Linked DNA regions of Homo sapiens: all the other regions are linked to region 2. The links are chromatin loops, found by intact Hi-C in ENCODE. Cell type or tissue: sigmoid colon. All regions are shown on one strand. Region 1 overlaps LIMD1 (LIM domain containing 1). Region 2 overlaps CLEC3B (C-type lectin domain family 3 member B). Region 3 overlaps LOC101928636 (a long non-coding RNA gene). Region 4 overlaps LARS2 (leucyl-tRNA synthetase 2, mitochondrial).

Evidence for each region. Hi-C counts contacts between places; a loop is a spot of excess contacts. Peaks named below come from ENCODE experiments on the same cell type or tissue, not always from the same donor. Only the 100,000 strongest peaks of a DNase experiment are listed, where the experiment ranks them.
Region 1: it touches region 2 in a loop (5-fold over the local background); 53 of 110 quality-filtered maps call a loop at or near these places.
Region 3: a loop joins it to region 2, with 7 times the contacts of the local background. A loop is called at or near these places in 106 of 110 quality-filtered maps.
Region 4: a loop joins it to region 2, with 3 times the contacts of the local background. A loop is called at or near these places in 4 of 110 quality-filtered maps.

The regions. Positions count from the first base shown.
Region 1 is chr3:45,654,606-45,659,605 of GRCh38, reverse strand. All of the region lies in intron 2 of LIMD1 (LIM domain containing 1), which reads right to left. Among named protein-coding and RNA genes, the nearest start is that of LIMD1-AS1, 32 kb to the left of the region's middle. In sigmoid colon, a CTCF peak has its summit at 2,652 (motif pointing right); a DNase peak (open chromatin) is centred at 2,665; H3K27ac peaks cover 790 bases.
Region 2 is chr3:45,035,202-45,040,201 of GRCh38, reverse strand. CLEC3B (C-type lectin domain family 3 member B) reads right to left here. Exons shown (of 3, transcript NM_003278.3): 3 at 4,131-4,678. The coding sequence ends at 4,278. Among named protein-coding and RNA genes, the nearest start is that of CLEC3B, 11 kb to the right of the region's middle. RefSeq lists a silencer at 2,168-2,217 and enhancers at 4,927-4,986, 4,458-5,000. In sigmoid colon, a CTCF peak has its summit at 2,316 (motif pointing left); DNase peaks (open chromatin) are centred at 2,331, 4,091 and 4,355; H3K4me3 peaks cover 1,011 bases; H3K27ac peaks cover 865 bases.
Region 3 is chr3:45,208,310-45,213,309 of GRCh38, reverse strand. It overlaps LOC101928636 (a long non-coding RNA gene), which reads right to left. Exons shown (of 4, transcript XR_001740675.2): 3 at 784-952. Among named protein-coding and RNA genes, the nearest start is that of TMEM158, 15 kb to the left of the region's middle. In sigmoid colon, CTCF peaks have their summits at 2,347 and 2,551 (motif pointing right); DNase peaks (open chromatin) are centred at 1,359 and 2,599.
Region 4 is chr3:45,407,762-45,412,761 of GRCh38, reverse strand. All of the region lies in intron 4 of LARS2 (leucyl-tRNA synthetase 2, mitochondrial), which reads right to left. Among named protein-coding and RNA genes, the nearest start is that of LARS2, 22 kb to the right of the region's middle. In sigmoid colon, no CTCF peak of the experiment used is centred here; a DNase peak (open chromatin) is centred at 2,611.

The DNA of each region.
Region 1 (5,000 bases), 620 kb before region 2:
GCATATATATATGTTTGGGGTTTTTTTGAGATGGAGCCTGACTCTGTCACCCAGGCTGGAGTGCAGTGGTGCAATCTGCAGCCTCAGCCTCCCAGGCTCAAGGAATCCTCCCACCTCGGCCTCCTGAGTAGATAGGGCTACAGGTGTGCACCACCACAACTGCCTAATTTTTGTATTTTTTTGTAGAGACAGTGTTTCGCCATGTTGTCTAAGGCTAGTCAACAACTCCTGGGCTCAAGTGATCAGCCCATCTCAGGATTACAGGTGTGAACTACTGCACCCAGACTGAAAATATATTAACAAGTGAAAAAAGCAAACTTGACAAGTGTATTTATAGTACAATTCCATTTCAGTAATTTGCAGATACCACTGATATGCAAAAGGGAAAAAAACAAACAGTGGGTAACACTGGTAGAAGTATAACAGTGAAACATCACTTTCTACTTTATATACTTTAATATTTTAAATTTTCTTTCTAGTATTAGGTACAGTGACAGATGGTATTAGAGAGAAATTTCACTTTACTTCACATATTTCTATATTAAATTTTTCTAGAAATATGTATAATATGAAAAAATACTTTTAATCTTAAAAGAAAACCCTTATGTTATAATGTGAAAAGTAAAAAGCAAGATTTAAAAATTGTGCATCTCAACTATATAAAGAAATTCAAAGAAAAAAAGACTGGAAAGGAAATCTGCCCATGAGTGGCAACGCCTCTGAGTGGACATATTTAGAATCTGCATGGTGAGGCCAGGCACGGTGGCTCATGCCTGTAATCCTAGCACTTTGAGAGGCCAAGGCGGGCAGATCGCCTGAAGTCGGGAGTTCAAGACCAGTCTGACCAACATGGAAAAGCCCCCTCTCTACTAAAAATACAAAATTAGCCAGGCATGGTGGTGCATGCCTGTAGTCCCAGCTACTCAGGAGGCTGAGGCAGGAGAATCACTTGAACCCAAGGAGTGGAGATTGTGGTGAGCTGAGATCACACCATTGCACTCCAGCCTGCAATGAGCAACATGAGCAAAACTCAGTCTCAAAAAAAAAAAAAAAAAAAAAAAAAAAAAAAAGAATCTGCATGGTGGAGGGGATGGTTTATTTCCTAGTTGGTTGCTTCTATATACTTTCCTACACTTTCCCAAAGATTTACCAATGAGCAGGTATTGCTCTGATCATTTAAAAAATTGCCCAGCTGGCTAGATAAGTCCTCTTGCTGCCAGTTCCCACAGCTGAGAATTCCCATGTCCGGACACAGGAGGCCAGTACAGGGGGTTGGGGGACTACGTCTGATTTTCCTTTATTCCAAATTTTAAAAAACTGAGACTCCCCCACTGACCTAAGAGGGTGGGGCTTAGTTTGCTCTGAAGAACTCACACTTCATTTTTCACTTCGGTTTTGAAAGACCACCTGAGGTTAGAAACTGGATAGTGTATCAAAATATATTTGTTTGTATTCTGAGTGGGAGAAAAGCCTAACATCTACTGATTGTCTTCTGTGGTCTAAGTACTATGTTTAGGGCTTTCACATATATTTTTAAATGCTTGAAAACTTTGCCACACAGGTTACTGCATCACTCCACCTTCTGACCCTGTACTGTCACATGCCTTTTACGGAAGAAACTCACAAAGTCATTTCCTACTCAAAGCCATCACCTACTCCAGGTTTCAGTGAGCGTAGAAAGGGTTCAGTAAAGAGTCGGGCAGAAATAAAACACATCACATGTCAATGTCATGGAGCAGTACAAGGATACAGGAATTGATTATTTTTGGGAATCACTTGAAATCACACCCAAGGATTACTCCTAACTTTCTGGAGTAAAAATATGATACTTATGAATTACACATTATCGTTTTCATTTCATAAGTAAGGAAATTGAGGCTTACCCAGGTAGTAAGTGGGCAGGATGGGAACCCAGATTTGTCTGACTGTGAAGACTGTGCTTGTTCCACTGCACCATGAGGCCATGCAGCAGTATTTAATGCTTGTTGGATGCACACCTATATGCAGAATCCAGTTTCTCTCTTCTGCCAGGAAATGGGACAGGCCTTTCTTTCTTTTTCCTTTTTTTTTTTTTTTTTTTTGAGACAGCGTCTTGCTCTGTTGCCCAGGCTGGAGTGCAGTGGTACAATCATAGCTCACTGCAGCCTCGAACTCCTGGTCTCAGCAATCCTCCCGCCTTGGCCTCCCAAAGCGTTGAGATTACAGGTGTGAGTTACCATATCTGGCCGGAAAAGGGAATTTTCATTCAAACACTTTCTAGGTACTGGGCCTTTTACTTGCCTCATGTCTCACTTAAGTGTCATGAACAGCTCCGTAAAAACTCCTTGTGATGACAGGCATTTAGATGTAACTTGATAGGTAACCTTCCACTTGGAGACAGGCTAAAGTTTGTATCTTTGGAGAAAGGGGGTTGCTGAGAGGAGGCTGAGGCCAGGTAGGAAACAGCAAGCAACCTGGTGCTGAGAAGCAGGGAGGCAGAAAAGGTATTCTCCAGGCTGAATCACCCCAGATTTGGCCAATGAAACAGACGCCAACTAACCTGAAAATTCCTGGAATCACTGCCACTGTCCTGAAAGTTCCAATCAAGAGCAGGATCCAGAATCCTCCTTATTGACATTTAAGCTAGAGCACCCAACCGCCACTAGGTGGTGCCAAACCACAGCCAGGACAAGGACAGGTTGAAGCAGCACAATTTACCCCAAGCCAGCCAGCCCTGGAGGCCTGCTTGAGTCATTTCATTAATCTTGCAATAATGTGCCCTGACGTTTGGGCAGTTGAAACTCACTTGTCGGCTGGGCGTGGTGGCTCACGCCTGTAATCTCAGCACTTTGGGAGGCCAAGGTGGGCGGATCATGAGGTCAGGAGACCAAGACCATCCTGGCCAACATGGTGAAACCCCGTCCCTACTAAAAATACAAAAACCAGCTGGGTGTGGTGGTGCGTGCCTGTAATCCCAGCTACTCAGGAAGCTGAGGCAGGAGAATCGCTTGAACCCGGGAGGCCGAGGTTGCAGTGAGCCGAGATTGCACCACTGCACTCCAGCCTGGCGACAGAGTGAGACTCCGTCTCAAAAAAAAAAAGAAAGAAAAAGAAAAAGGAAACTCACTTACTATATTACGGTTGAGTTACTGATGCTTTTTTTTTTTTTTCTGATGGAGAAACAAAAGCTAAAGAGGTTAAATTCACCTATGTAGCTAAAAGTTAAATAGAAAAGTTGAGATTCGAACCCAGGTCTCTCTTGTGCAAAGTCAACACTCTTTCCACCACACTATACTGTCTCTCTTGTTTTCTGTTCCAAAAGGAATATCTCTCAGACTAAGGGGAATGTCTTAGTCATTTTAGGCTGTTAGAACAAAATACCATAAAGTGAGTAGCTTAAACAATAGACATTTATTTCTCACAGCTCTGGAGGTTGGAAGTCCAACATCAGGGTGCTAGTAGGGTCAGGTTCTTGGTGAGGATCCAGTTCCTGATTTACAGATGGCTGTCTTCCTGCTGTTTTCTCACATGGTGGAAAGGGAACTAACTACATCTCTGAGCTCTTCTTATAAGGACACTAATCCCATTCAGGAAGTATCCACTCTCATAACTTAATCACCTCCCAAAGACTCCACCTCCAAATACCATCATGTTGGGATTAGAGATTCAACATAAGGATTTGTGAGGGGGCGGTATAAACGTTCAGTCCTTCCAGGGAAGTAGATGGATTTCCTGGCATTCCCAATTAAACTTCCTTCTGCTCCCTTGAAGAGGCAAATTTCACTGTCCTCACTGACTTGTTATGGCGGCTCATACGTAGAGACGTAACACTAGGGAGCTGCTGCGGCTTTGGCAGAGCTAATAAGGACAGAGGACAAAATGGAATAGCCGAGGGATAAACACCAAAAACTTAGGTGGTTCTCAAACCTTAGCATGCTTCAGAACCACCAGGTGAGTTTGTTGAAACACAGACTGCTGACTTAGTAAGTGTGGGAAGGGGCCCGAGACTCTGCATTTCTAGTTAAGTTCCCTAGTGATGCTGATGGTGCTAGTCCAGGGACCACACTTTGAGAACCACCAAGTCAGACTATGCCTCAGGCTTGTCTCTGAACTGGCACTTCCATTTGATGCTGTTCATCTTGGTCAAAAATGCTAAGACCTAAACCATCCCTGAATAATCAGCATCAAACATAAACTGGGGGTGGGAGTGTCAGTGTTACATCTTTATAATTCTAGTTTCAGAATCGTCCTGCTTCCAGTAAAGGAATTCCCTCCACTAGGAAATAGCTGATGATCGTCACACTAAATATATACTCAATAGACCATTTTTACAGTTTAGAAGACAGTAGTCAAAATGCTCTTTATTTTCTTTATTTACATCAGCCGTTTATAAAATATTGACTGATAGGCCGAGTGTGGTGTCTCATGCCTATAATCCCAGCACTTTGGGAGGCTGAGGTAGGCAGATCACTTGAGGTCAGGAGTTCGACACCAGCTTGGCCAACAGGGTGAAACCCCATCTCTACTAAAAATACAAAAATTAGCCAGGCCTGGTGGCGTGAGCCTGTAATCCCAGCTACTCAGGAGGCTGAGGCAGGAGAATCACTTGAACCCGGGTGGCAGAGGTTGCAGTGAGCTGAGATTGCACCATTGTACTCCAGCCTGGGTGACAGAGTGAGACTATGTCTTAAAAAAAAAAAAAAAAATTGACTGATAAATGTGCAGACTCACAGAGAATCCACTCCAAAAAGACACTTCCTGTAGATGTAGTGAATGAATTTTTTCTTTTTTCTTTTTTTTTTTTTTTTTTTTTTGAGACAGGGTCTTACTCTGTCACCCAGGCTGGAGTGCAGTGGTGCAATCTCCTCCTGGGCTAGAGCAATCCTCCCACCTCAGCCTTGAGTAGCTGGGAACACACGTGGATGCCACCATGACTGGCTAATTTTTTGTGTGTATTTTTAGTAGAGACGGGGTTTCACCATGTTGCCCAGGCTGGTCTCAAACTCCGGGGTTCAAGCTAT
Region 2 (5,000 bases):
TTCTCTCCCATACAACTAGTGCTTATGCAGCAAAGGTCATGGTTTATGGTGGGTGGGAGAGACCTGGGGGAGTTACGGAAACAGTAAGACTGTTATTTGCAATGGTTCAAGCAGGAGACTTGAGCCCCACAGCAATGGAATTGGAGGAGAGGGAACAGATCAGAGAGTTCTTTGGGAAGCAAAAATCATAGAGTCCTGGTAATTACTTGGATCTCAAGTGTCTCAAGACAGACACTAAGTCACCTTTGATGCCCCACAGGTTTGGCGTTTGGGTAACTGGGCAGGTGAGGATCTTCACAGAGATGGTAAACTCAGGAAGAGGAGCAGATTTGAGTGGAAAGACCCTGAGTTCCCTTTTGGACATGTTGACATAGGTGCCTAAGGGCTTCTAGGTGGTGGTGTCTACCAGGCATCTGAACGTGTACACATTTGGGATTCAAGAGATAGCAATGGCCAATAGTCACTGCAGAAAATGAGACAGTCAGTGAAGGGGATGAGCCTTGATGGGCAGAGGAAACAGCCACCATTTCCATTCTACAAAATAGCTTTCTTATCTGGAAAGGATTCTACAAAAACTTTCCTGAGAACAGTGGGTAGAATCTTGAACTCAGGAGTCTTAGAGATCATCTAATCCAAACTTCATTTTGCGGATGAAGAAACTGGGGGCCAAGATGCCCCACAGGCCTTCTCCAGGGTCCCACAGCCAGAACTGCCAGGACCAGCCTCAGGTCTCCCATGCACCCCTTTCTTCACACGGAGGGTCTCCATCTGTACTGCCTCCTTCCAGCTCTTCCTCCCCTTGGCCGGGATGGGCTGGGGTGAGGAAGGGTGAAGGAATGACCAGAAGGGAAAGGAGGAACAGGAACAGGCACAGCAGAGGTGGTGGAGTGAGGAGAAGAGAGCAAGACTCAGCCAGGTCTGTGCACATGGCTCCCACACACTAGTGAAGGCCAAGAGCTGACAGAAGGATCCTTCCCAGAAACCACCTCCTCCTGCTTGGCCATCCTCACAGATGCCGAGGGCAGCACTGTTCTCCAAGAAAGGGCTTAGGCCAGTGCCCCTGCAACTTAGTTTTCTAGCATTCCCCTAACACAATTACCATTAGCACAATTGATCAAATCAGAACAGGTCTATGACATATTTTTATAAACACAATTAAACACTACTCTTAATCAGATGAATAGAGTTCTTAAAAATTGGCTCACATATCTAGCAGAATACAGCAGGATTCAGCATCAATAAGATTCCTATTTTTCACTTTTAGAGTTGTTAATGTTGAGAAACTTTGTTCAGATAAGTAAGTTGGTGAGACTGAAAGGAGTTTTGTTATAGCAGTGTCACTTAGTCCTTGAGCTTCTAAGGTAAAGGTCAAAAGTGTTCTGTCAGGAGGGAGAGAATTAGGACAAATACCTAAGGCATGCGGGGCTTAAAACCTAGATGATGGGTTGATAGGTGCAGCAAACCACCGTGGCACATGTATACCCATGCAACAGACCTACACATTCTGCACATGTAACCCAGAACTTAAAGTAAAATAAAATAAATTGTTAAAAAGAAAAAGTGTTCTGTCATTGGAAATTACTTCGTATGGTCTATCAGCTGAGAACTTGATTAAGCTCATCTTGGAGGTTAAAGGCAAAGGATTAGAAACCACTAAGTTTGCAAAACGATTTTTCACATGGCCTTTTACTTAACACCTAAACCAAGATTTCAATTCGTCTTCTGTTTGGCATCCCCAAGGATTTTTACACACCAGGCCACACCCCATGGTAAGAGCAGGAAGGGTGAAGAGCTGGCCTTTCTTTTGTAAAATGGAAAAGGGAGATTGCAAAACAGGAGGTGGGAAAGAAAGCCTGTTCCCCAGGCCTGCACCAAGGTAGCTCAATTCTAGTAAGGAGTAATACAAAAGAAAAGAGTAATAGAAACTGAGTCACTTAAAACGATCATTGTTTGTATAACCCCTGGGAAATTCTCCAAAGTGTGTACCTCTGAGGCAGGGCAGGGACTAGTGAGATGAGTGAGGCATTCACCTGGGGCACAAAATTTAAGGGGATACCAAAACTCAGTAAGCAAGAGAAATAATACTTGAATGCAAATTTTTTTAAAAATCAGAATTAATGTTCAAAAAATGGTGAACAAAATGTCAGAATTTTAAGTAAAGACAAGATTGAAGGACAGGTATACTCAATTCGAAGTATGCAGATCTCAGCAGCCCAGATGTAAGCACATGGGTGGTAGATGAAAGATGGGTGATGATACTCTTGCCCATACTGCCACCTGCTGCTGGAAGTGGAAAATGCCGACTGTCTTCCCAAAGAGTGTCACAGCAGTCGACCAGGTTCCACACTCACACGCAGAGGCATGAGTGCCCTCTTGTGGGCAGCCACCCAGTTCAGGAACTTTAAAAAAACCCTGTTCAGCCGTGCCTGGTGGCTCATGCCTGTAATCCCGGCACTTTGGGAGGCCGCGGCCGGCGTATCACAAGATCAGGAGATAGAGACCATCCTGGCTAACACGGTGAAACCCCGTCTCTACTAAAAATACAAAAAATTAGCAGGGCGTGGTGGCAGGCGCCTGTAGTCCCAGCTACTCGGGAGGCTGAGGCAGGAGAATGGCGTGAACCCAGCAGGCGGAGCTTGCAGTGAGCCGAGATCGTGCCACTGCACTCCAGCCTGGGCGAGAGAGGGAGACTCCGTCTCAAAAAACAAACAAACAAAAAAAACAAAAAAAAAAGCAGAACAAAACAAAACAAAACAAAACCCTGTTCACCTATATCCCGCTAGGAAGCTGAGTGAGGGATGAAAAGAATCCAAGACTCGGAGTTACAAGATGTAGATTTCAGTCTAAGCTTTGCCTCTCGCTTGCTGAGGGGTCTGGAACATACCACATCACTCTTCTGAAGCAGTTTCTGGGCTTATGCCAATGGATCTCATCACCTCCTCCAACAATCGTTGAAATTGTTGAATTTCAAGAGGTCCTTTCTGTGATGATGAGGAACAGGCTGCCTGGCATGAAGTACGTACATAATTCTCTGTAAGCTGCCTCCCCCAACCACCCCATCTCAATCGATCAAATCAAACTATCATCCACTTATTATTACTGAAGGCGAGACACACTAGAAGACAACCAGAGAGAAAAAGTTACTGCAGAAGCCCAGACAGTGGAGCACTGGCGGTGGCTGAAGGATAAGGAAGACTCCCCCAGGAGGGGTCACTAGAGCCAGGCCCACGATGGCTGGGTGGGCCAGGTCAGGCCAAGAGCTGGCCAACAGCCTCTGAGGACCACTGGGCCACTTCTCTGATGTTTTATTTCAGTGACGTTCTGGCCACACGAAGCAAGCATTGCAGTGGTGGTGGAAAGGCCAAGGCCTTTGGAAACAGCCCTGGGTTAAATCCCGGCTCTGCTACTTACCAGCTTCAGGACCAGTGGAAGTCCCCAAACCTCCCTGAGTTTCAACTCACTTTGCTTATTTTAAATGGTGATAATAGCACAGCTTGTCCTGGGTGGATCACGTGAAATAAGACAACGTATTTAAAATGCCTGCGCCTGGACCCCTGAGCAGCTTTCTGTGAAGAGTGGGAAGGAAAAGGACGCACGGGTCGGGCAGTGCTGGCCGTCGTATTTGGCTCCCGGGATGTCCTGAGGAAGAAGGGGAATGCCCAGCTCCCCACTCCCCGCCGACCCCATAGCAAGAGTCAGCATGTCAGTGCCTCCCAGAAATAGATCTACAGCAGGAGAGGTCAGCAGTGGGGGCATCCCCCTAGAAATGGGGCGGGGGGTGGGGGCGATGCTGGATTCCAGCAGATGGAAACGATTCTACAAAAAGAAGCCTGGAGCTTTGAATAGAGCTGTAACGTAAATAAAATATCGTGTCAGTGTTAGTTTCCTGGCTTTGGTAACTGTGCTGTGCTTAGCAGCAGACCGGGGCGTTTTCATCTCCCTATTCTTTCCCTCCTTCCTCTCCTCAGTCCTCCGCTCATTCCCACCCTCCTGTGGCATGAAGCGCGTGTGCTCAGCTCGCCCTCCTTCACCTCCTCCCTTCTCGCCTACTTCATCACGGAGGGAGCTTTCGAACCGGCTCCTGGGACCTCCTCCCCGCCCCGCGGACACAGCACAGACTGCAGCGCCTCTCCTCTCCGCGAAGCTGCACCAACTTTATTTGCAAAAAGAGGCTCCAAGCGCACGGAGAGGATGGGGGCTGCAAGGTCCCCACCCTCCTCCCGGCCTCCCGCGGCCCCTGCCCTCCTCCAGGCCCCCCACGGCCCCCGCCCCGCCGGCTACACGATCCCGAACTGGCAGATGTAGGGCAGCTGATCGCGGCAGCGCTTGTCGAACCACTTGCCGTTGGCCGCGCCTGACAGGACCGCGCAGTTCTCGGTCTTGCCGCCATCGGGTTGCGCGGTGATCTCAGTCTCCCAGTTCTTGTAGGCGATGCGGGCGCCGGTCATGTCCACCCAGGTGCCCTCGGCCGCCATGTCGTTGAGGCCCAGCCAGATCTCGGCCTCGTTGCCCACGCTCTGGCGCAGGTACTCATACAGGGCGTCGTTCTCCGAGCCAGTCTGAGGGGTGCCCAGGGTGCCCCCGCGCGAGATGCAGTCCTCGCTGGCCTCGTGGAAGGTCTTCGTCTGGGTGAAGGCCAGAAAGCATTTCATGTGCACCTTGGTCCCCTTCAGGCAGACTGGGAGTGGGGAGAAATGGCTGTCACCGAAGGTCCCCCTGTTCCCCAGGCAAAGAGCCAACCGCCCAGGCCAAGCCCACCGTCCTCCATCCCATCCCGTTTATCCCATCAGTCCTGACAGCCCCTTAGACCCAGGCAAAAGGGGTCCTGATGGTTCATGCACTTTGAGGACCTGGCTGTGGTGGCCACTAATGTACAGATCCAGATCCCCACTCAGGAGGTCTTGGTGCTCCCGCGGCTGGGAGAAAAGGCAGCCCTTGTGCTACAGAAGCACCCAGCCCCAGCTGACACCCCTTCCCAGGCCTCCACCTCAGTCATTTCT
Region 3 (5,000 bases), 170 kb before region 2:
CCAGATGAGATGGCCGAAACCCTGCAGATTCAGCTCAGCCTACCAATTCCCTTCAGAGGGAAGTCAAAGGCCCAACATCGTTAGACATTTTAGCTCATGGAATGATTCCAGCAGAATGGAGTGAGAAGTGGGACCAGCCAGGTGGGGTGGAGGTGGTGCCCAGTGAGGCCAGACTAGTCTATTTCAAATACTAGCCCTGGCACTGGCCAGCTGCTTTCTAGGCCTCAGTTTCCTTTTCTGTAAAATGGGAATAATAACAGTACCTCTCCCATAGGTACTGTTGTCATGATTTTAAAGGAAAACATACCTAAGAGTTTACTTCCTCTCCACACTCCTTTAGAAACACATGTCCCAACTGGAGACCTGGCTCACCCAGGACTATCTTATAGCCTAGTTGGTTCTGTTTGGGATGATAAAAAAGTTTTGAAACCAGAGAGTGGTGGTGGTTTCACAATATTGTGGATGTAATTAATGCCACCAAATCATATCCTTTAAAAGGGTTAAATATTAATTTAATAGCCAGGCGTGGTGGGATTACATGCCTGTAATCCCAATTACTTGGGAGGCTGAGACAGGAGAATTGCTTGAAACCGGAAGGTGGAGGTTGCGGTGAGTCAAGATCGCACCATTGCACTCCAGCCTGGGCAACAAGAGCGAAACTCCATCTCAAAATAAATAAATAAATAGATAAACAAACAAACATAAAAGAATTGCATATTATGTATGTCATACCACAATTTTAGAAAACATTTTTAAAATAATAAGAATAAGGGAAAGGCTTACCTGACTCCAACTGAGAACTGAACATGGGTCATAAAAGATGGGTTTTGTCCCCTTCCCAGTGGAATGATCCAGAAACAGCCTGCGCCCCCTGATGCACGGGCTCCTTGTGGTGGCCCCGCCTACGCCACCCCACTCCTGGGTTTTTCTCCTGCTTGAGTTGCGGAATGGCCTAGTGCAGTACAAAGGAGACAGTTGAGGCTTCTCTCTCTTTCGTCACCAGCACAGACAGATGTGGCAATGGTGTTCAGGAAAGAGAGCTGAGAGCAGACTCGATGCCCCGCCATGAGGCAGGTGATGGAACCCCAGGTTTCTGCTCCCAGTGTACCCAAAGCAGCCCCCCTGGTCCAGCAAACTCCCAAATTCCATACAGGCATGACTGCAGGGAACAAGTGAGAGAGCGTCCCTGCCGCCTTCTATTTCTGCCAATTCCCTCTTCTTTTCTCTCAGGTCTGAGTCGTGCAGGAAAAGAGTGATGAAACCATTCCCTCACTCTCTCCTGCCACTGAGAATTATTCGTTTTGTTCCAAAGAGTCTCGTGGGCTGGAGGCAGCCACAGGGCTTGGATGGAGTTCATTATCGGGCACAGACCCAGGGCAGAACATAAAAGATTCAGCCTTGACATTTTACAGATGGAAACAAATTTCTGCGCTGTCATGGTGGGGCTCAGAGAGAGCACATTTTAACACAGACACAGGATGAAAACTCTTTACAGTCCTGGACTGGTGGGAGCAGCAGCACAGCTCGCAGGAGACCAACATTGGCACGATCGGCCTCATGACCCTCAACAAGGCTCTCATGCTCCATGAGCCTCAGTTCCCCTATATATACAAGAGGGGACACTAAACACCTGCTGTAGGGCTGTTGGTGCCTAGCGCTCCCATGGCACACAGCCTATCTGGACCTACCTCTAGGTTATCAGCTGTGTCACACTTTGCCGGGGACCACGGATGTGTACTATTATAAATAGCTATTGTTTATTGAAATGTTACTATGTTCTGAGAATTTTTAATCATGCATATAGAAGACTTTGGTGGTGCCCCAGCCATCCCCCCTCCCCACTAACCATTTCCATACATGTTGTCCCAACTTCCGAATGCCATCATTTCCGAATCTATCTGAGGATCCTCTCTGGTTGCTGGTGCCCACCGTGCCCACGTGTCAAATAATGAGAGAGCTGAGGCATTAAGGCACCCCAGGAGTGGTCCTCCCACAGTGAATGATGGGAATCTGTGGATAAATACCCCAGCTCCCTTGCCCCTCAGGCAAGGTCCTACTGAGAGGGATGGTGTGCAGGTGCCCTCAGTGGCAAAACACTTGCTGGATAAGTCACTCTTGCCATCTTCTTCCCCACTCCTGGCTCACATCGCCCTCCCCAAGTGGTTTTTCCTGGAGTCACTTCTCAAATAAACTACTTATGTCTGAATCTCTCAGGATCTATTTCTGAGGAATCCAAAGCATAATCTTATTTTTAACAAAGAACCCAAAGAGCTAGGTACTTTGATCTTCCTTTTACTGATAAGAAACAGGCTTAGAGACGTTTAATGTCTAAGGTTGCACAAGCCCTAAGCGCAGAACTTAAATTCTGACATCTGGCCACAGGGCCCCAGCCAAGCCAGCAAATGTCATGTCCAAGGCGGTGGCTTGCCAGGGAAGCCTGAGGCTGCAGAGGGTAAATCCCCTCCCCATCCACTTTACCCTCCACCTAAACACACACACGCGTGCACACACACACACCCCCCCCAACAGAGAGAGAGAGAGAGAGCCCATCCCACAGAGTGCCCGCCACCAGGTGGTGCCCTTGCTGGGAGGTGCAGGCTGGCCCTGCAGAGAATCTACCCGCAGGCCAGTGGTGTCGTCAGGTCTGGCTGAGCTACTTCGAAGAACCGAGCAGTCGGCCTTCAGAAGTGTCTTTCTGAGGAAGGCTGGAGCCCAGTAGGCAGAACTTGGATTGGGAAGTTTTTAAAAGCTCCCAGGACTTCTGAGCTGTTGGAGCAGCACACACACACGCACTTCCCCAGCTGTTAGCAGTGGGAGGACAAGCGTACTTTCTAAACCTGCCTGCAAAGTTGAGGTTCTAGAAACCCTCTCTATGGTCACTCAGGGTAGCAAATTCCATCTTCCTGGTCCAGCTCCCGTACTGTGGGACATAAGGACCCCCACCCACCCACACCCCCACAACCTCTGCCTCCTCCCCACCTTGCCTTGGTGTGAGGATTGGGCTTGGGACTTGGGACGGAAGGATCAGGGGCAACAGGACAGCTCCTTCGGTGGAGCTGCCCCAAGGTTCTGGCCCTGGGCTGACCTGTGTTATTTGCAAGTGCAGCAAGAAGGGACAGAAGCCTGCTCTCCTTTCTCTGGGGTGGTTCCAGCCCCTGCAGGAGACCACTGGGACCTAGCATCAGTCTCCCCAAAAAACACAGAATGACCGTCCGTGATTTAAAGGAGTACCACTCCTGTTTTTCTGCTGTTAAAGTTCTGACTCCAGGTCAGGCACAGTGGCTCATGCCTGTAATCCCAGCACTTTGGGCAGCCTGGGGGACAGAGTGAGACTCTGCCTCAAAAAAAAAAAAAAAAGGTTCTGACTCCAGACTGATATGTCAAGATACATGATTCTGTTTTTTGTTTGTTTACTTAAGCTGTAAAACCCAACTTTAAATTCCTAAATATATCCACAGAGCCTCTTATTTTCTTCATATTTATCTTAACATTTAAAAATGTATCACTGGCTGTCTTAGGTCGGGTTCCCAGAAGCAGACATTGAGATGAGTTTTGTGTGCAAGTGATTTATGAAGGATGTGCTCTCAGAAAAGCCAAGCTAGGGCGTCATCTCAGGCTGAGTCCCAGGGAGAATAGCTTTAGCCTGCCCCACAGGGAACCCCAAGTATAAATAGCCCTCAGAATCCCCCTGCCTCCCACCCCGTGCACCTGGACAAGGCTTACATTCCTACATTCTACCAGTCATTGGTGAAGGGCTGCCCCAGAGGAGTGTAAATTCTCAGGCAATGCCCCCTCCAGCAGCCCAAGACTGGATCTACAAAGAAGAGTTACAGGTGCCAGCTGCTGGGAGTGGTGATGAGGCCACACACTCACGCATCAGTAAAAGCAGATCCAAAGGCTGGGTACGGTGGTTCACGCCTGTAATCCCAGCACTTTGGGAGGCCGAGGTGGGAGGATCGCCTGAGGTCAGGAGTTCAAGACCAGCCTGGCCAACATGGTGAAACCCTATCTGTACTAAAAATACAAAAACAATTAGCCAGGCATGGTGGCGCACGCCTGTAGTCCGAGCTGCTCAGGAGGCTGAGGCAGGAGGATCACTTGAGCCTGGGAAGTCGGGGCTGCAGTGAGCCAAGATTGCACAACTGCACTCCAGCCTGAGAAAAAGGTATGAGACTCCATCTCAAAAAAAAAAAAAAATTAAAGAATCTTGTGAACAAGTAAGATGCACATACAATCACAGTGATACACATACACATGCACATATACATAGAAAAAAGATGGGAAAAAAATAAACCAAGATGTTTACAGTGGTTATCTATGGCTGGTGAAATTACAGAATTATTTTTATTTTCTTCTTTATAGTATTTCCCCCCAAGTTTTCTACAATGAAATCATATATATTACCATCATAATTGAAAAAAAATAAGTATGTAGTTATGGAAGTCATGAGTATCCTGTGGTCAGGGTAGAATTTGCTCAGATATGCAAAACACAACCATCAATAAGATCCCAACCAGCTCTTGAAACCCCATTTCCGCTGCATGCAAGAAAATTTTTGATCTTACTGTTATGGTATCTCAGCCTCCTCTGGTTTAAAATAATCTCTTTTTGAGTAATTACATAGTGTCTGGGTCTCTCCACCAATGCAAGGATTTTCCTTTCTCCGCTTTATTCCAAGATGGCAGCTGGATGCAGGGGAAGCTAACTTAGCTTCAGGTCTTGGCCTTGTGGCACAATCACATGCTGCCTGCAAGGTTAGAGGCTTTACCTTGCTGCCTCAGCCTCATCTGGCTCTCACTGTGACTCCTGATCCCCAAGGGCTGCATGGGAAAGCTATTTGATTGCTGGTTTGAGGAGTCCTTTCTGCAGCTCTTCGTTATAGAGTCACTTTGCCTTCTTTATGGTGATGTTCTGGTGAAATCACCAGCTAGTACCTCAGATACTTTTTGGCCCCCAACCCCTGTTGGCACACAGGAACTCCTGGGCTCCCTCCACAACTC
Region 4 (5,000 bases), 370 kb before region 2:
TCAAGCTTGCTGTTGCCCCAGGGGAGGCTGGCTTGCCACATCCTATGCTGCATTTCCCAGTTTTGGGAATCTGGGACACCTTGGATTTCCAGGCTGAGATGATCCCAAGCTACTATCTTCAATTCCTGCATCCACACCCATCCTGAGGTCAATCAGAATAGGCTGCTTTTCTTTTTACATAAGTTGATGTTTTTTCAAATTACAAACGTAATACAAGCTTAATTTAACAAATGAAATGGCATAATACAATGATAAATAAAGGCAAAGTTTATTTTTAACTCCTGGTCACTACTCGTCAATGATGTAACCAATAACACCAGCCTTTGTTTCCTTCCACATCTATCTCCCCACTCAAATACATACATACAAACATATGTACACATATATAGGAGCCTGCTTATTTGTTTTCATGAAATAGAACCTTTGCAGAGAAAAGGGAATGTTTACACACTCTTGGTGGGAGCGTAAATTGGTTCAACCATTGTGGAAGCTAGTGTAGGGATTCTTCAAAAAGCTGACAACAGAATTACCATTTGACCCAGCAATCCCATTACTGGGTATATACCCAAAGGATTATAAATTGTTCTGTCATACAGACACATCCACATGTATGTTCACTGCAGCACTATTCACAATAGCAAAGACGTGGACTCAACCTAAATGACCATCAATGGTAGACTGGATAAAGAAAATGTGGTACGTTTACAGCATAGAATACTATGCAGCCGTAAAAAAAGAACAAGATCATGTCCTCTGCAGCAACATGGATGGAGCTGGAGGCCAATATCCTCAGCAAACTAATGCAGGCCAAAAAACAAATACCACATGTTCTCACTTATAAGTGGGAGCTAAATGATAAGAACACACAGACACAAAGGGGAACAACAGACACTGGGGCCTACCTGAGGGTGGTGGGTGGGAGGAGGGAGAGGAGCAGAAAAAATAACTATTGGGTACTAGGCTTAGTATCTGGGTCACAAAATAATCTAGGTAAACTCTGGCAGGAGTATAGCTATATAACCTGCACATGTACTCCTGAACCTAAAATAAATTTTTTAAAAAAGTTAAAAAGCTTATTTTAAAAAGAGAAAGAAAATAGAAATGATTATATACATTATTTTATGACCTTTTTTCATTTAACATTATATCAGGGATCTCTGCACAAAATATGTAAGTGTGCATTGTGGGAGTTCAGTCAGGCTGGTGGGAAAAACTTTAAGATGAAGTTATAGGATATAGACACAAATCTTCTTGGAAGGCTGGAAGGTTTTGCAAAAGTCTCAGGATAGGGTTATGGCTGAAAGCTGCCTAATCCTTACCTTGAGTAAATGGCTTAAAGTAGGTACAAAGGAATGCAGTTTATCTAAATAGCTTGTTTACTCATGTGATCCTAAGACCAACCTTTGATCAACCTCGGGTGCATAACTGCTCTCTACTAGGGGTGTCGGGAACCAGGTCAATTTTCCTATAGTGGTGTTTACTCAAAGCCTTTGTCATTGAATGTGTGCTGAATAAATGCCGGCAGGGCCAGTGAGTCAGGGCCTCGGCTGCAACTCTTTACAGCACTCTCCTTGGAGTCTGTAAGTGGCGCAGATGCTCAGCTGGACTGACAGGCATACTATCTGTGTCAGTGTATGTTATTCATTTGTTGCTGGGTCAGGGTCTGTGAGTTAGATCCCCGCAGTGCATACATGTCTTTTCTAAAAATTCTAACATTCCCTGAGTATATCTATTCTATGCAGTTTTAAGAAACTGACTGGACATATCCCAATCCAGTTGAGACTTGAGGTCTCTTTTCCTCTTACTAAATGTGGCAGACCCAAAGCATTTCATCCTCTCAAACAGCATCTTCCCCTTCTAGGAAACTGTTCTGTGTCCAACTTAATATAGTGTTAGTACGAACTGCCAATCTTAAAAACCCATCCCCCTGGCTAGAGAGAGAGGCAAGTCCCTGAATCTTTCCCCAGACAGCTCTAGGCTTGTACAGAGTAAGGCGGAACGCTGGAGGAGGACAGGGCTCTCTTTTCTCCTTGGTCAGAAGCCATAAGGGCTTCAGGTGGCTCTGCTCCCTAGCTTGTAGAAATGTCTGAGAAAATAAAGCTGGCATGTGGAGAGAAGCAGAAATAGGAAATGGAGAGAGACTGGGGAAATTGATGTACTTCAAGGACCTAGTACCAATACCCAGTGGGCCCAGCTCCTACATTTCCTTTGATTCTGTGAGTTTCAGGATGTGTAAAAACAAAGCCTCCCTTTTTGCTTAAGCTGGTCTAAGCTGGGTTTTTAGTCCGTGGTAGACAAGAATCATGACTAAAACAAACACTGTTTAGGCTACAATTTTCACTTGAATATTGCTTGATCCATAGATGACAAACATTCTTCTGTATTTGCTACTAAGTTCTGCAATTCTTTCTCTTTTTCTTTTTAAATTTCAAGAGCAAAAAAAAAAAAAAAAAGAATCCAATGCTGGGGATATGGGCAGTATTACTAGAAAGTTCTGCAATACTTCAAGGACAACACCTGAGCAGCTTCCAGCTGTGCTTTAAATTCTCCTTGGGCTGTGTTACTGGCAGAATAACGTAACTGTTGCGTAACTGTTCCACAAGAAAGGGGGGAAACTTAATTACCACTTGGTTTCTTTGTCAGAACTGCCAAAATGGCACCGATTCAATGTTTCTGCCTATTAACATTCTGTTAGGTGCCGTCCATATTTTTAAATAAAGGCAATACAGAGACTGTCACAAAAACCAGCCTAGATTTACATAATACACTTATTCATTTCTATTTTTGTTTTCAGATAGAATTAACATGGAAAGATATTCTTAGCTTACATGTTATCTAAGCTGTCCATGAAAATAAAGTTAGAAAAATCTCAAAGTTTCTTAATATTTCAGATTCTTACCAAAAATTAACAAAAAAACAAATGTTTGCCCTAGAGAGAATAACAGAATCAGATTGTGGGAAGGCCGTTTTGCATCTTGAAGTCAGAATTGTTCTTCCCACCATGAGCCAGAGCACTGGAATAAATGTCTCTGTGAGCCAAATTTCCACAAAATTGGAAAGGGTCTCTTTGTTTCTATACCCTGGGTTTCCTAGAGCCCAGTGACCAAGCGCAAAGCTCACTTTTGTTCTATAAGATGATTCACCACTGTCAAGGGGGAAACAAAGTGAAGACCTACAACAGGATTACAAAATACCAAAGCTTGTCCCTTCCCCCACAGAGAGCAGCTTCTATTTTTTGGTCAAGTTGTTATGGCCTATTTACGTGAAATACACTGGGTTAGGTGCTTCCCTTGCCAGCCTTGTACATGTCTCATGCACCGTTCAGATCAAATACCTCTAGATACATGGTACACTTTCTTGCCCTTGATTTCTCTATGGCCAAGATTGTCCATTCACTGGGAAGAACTCCAAACTCTCCTGTTAGGTTTTAGAATTCCAATTCCTTTCTTTCTACCACCATAACTTATTTTAATCCATCCACAGTTGAAAAAGTAACTGGACTGAAATGAACTTACAGCTCACATGTGCTAACTAGGCAATTTCCCTAAAAAAAAATAAAAATAAAAATAAATTATTGGCATCTCTATTTATATGCTTGAGCCCACCTGAACCCTCTCAACTTCCTAGAAGTTAACTTCTTGGACATGAATGCATTCTGCAGCTTCAGAACATTTTTTCCATGTATTTTATTTTTAAAAACATCTACTGAAAATACACTTTGAAATATGTATCATGTCAATTTGGAAAGATAGGAATGTGACATCACAGAGGGTGGCAGAAGACTACTAATGATAATTTTGAAATAATAAATGTAATACTACTCAGAGATGGAATCAAGAAAAAGTACCAGTAGCTATAACTTGGAAATCCACAAAATAAACTTCCAAAGTCTGAAAAACCATCATTTCCACCTGGTTCGTTTAACTAATACTCTATATGTTTAAAGTTGAGTGGGAAGCCAAGGAAATGGGTGAATCTACCTAGCAGTTTGGAAGGGCAGGACATTACCACAATCTCTAGACTGCAGAGACAAAGTGAGAAAGCAGAGTTAACAAAGCCCAAAGGCTGATCTCAGCTGCAGAAGCTCAAACAGGCTGGACTGCCCAGATGGAACTAGATTAGTGAAGACCAAACCAGGGCAGAGAGAGAGAGAGAGAAATTTTCTGGCCTCTCCCTTTCTCCTGTCCTCCAATGTTACCAGGATTTCCTACTGTTCAAAACCAGGAGGGGGCCAGCTTGGGAACCGGACCTGCAGGAGTCAGCCCTTCTGCCGTACAAAAAGCAAGGGATGGATCTAACAGCAAGCTGGTCAAGGACCAGCACAAGAACGCTAGCAGGACTGCATAACCTGCCTTACTTTGAGATCAGAGAGGAGTGGGGGCCAGCTGTTACCATGGAAGACCAGGAGTTACTGATGACAAAAACACAGGGGTCAGAGCCCTGGCCAGGGGGTGAGGCCCGGTAGCCACATGGCCATGGCACACCCAGGTGGGGCCTTCTGCCCACCCCTGCCCTGCTCCAGGGTGAGCCTTGGTGTCTCAGAGTTGGCAGGCAGGATGGATGGCAAGCAAACTAAAAGAAGTAGAAGAAAGAGATGCAGGAGAAAACACAGTTCCATATGACAGACAGAGAAGGCTCTAAAGGCATATAACCTGGAAAATGCCAGAGGTTATTGCCTGGGGACGGGGGGGCCTTATGTAGAAATGGGTGCCCAAAGGGGACTACAGACTTATCTATGTTGTATTTCTTTTTGTTATAGGTGGAATATGGGAATTCATGTACAATTTTAAAATATATTTTTTAAAAGAAGGAATTATTTTAAAGAGGCAAAGATATAGTTGTTCATCCGACACAAGAAGTAAGACTGAGTAGAGTTTGGCGATGGAAGGGAAGGAAGCCCAAGCAGCTGGTCATCTGCCTTCCCAGTAGAGAGGGAAGCAGCGTAACTGTTACTATGAAAGGGCCAACCAGTTCTCTAGGGATTACCAGCTTTCTCTCCC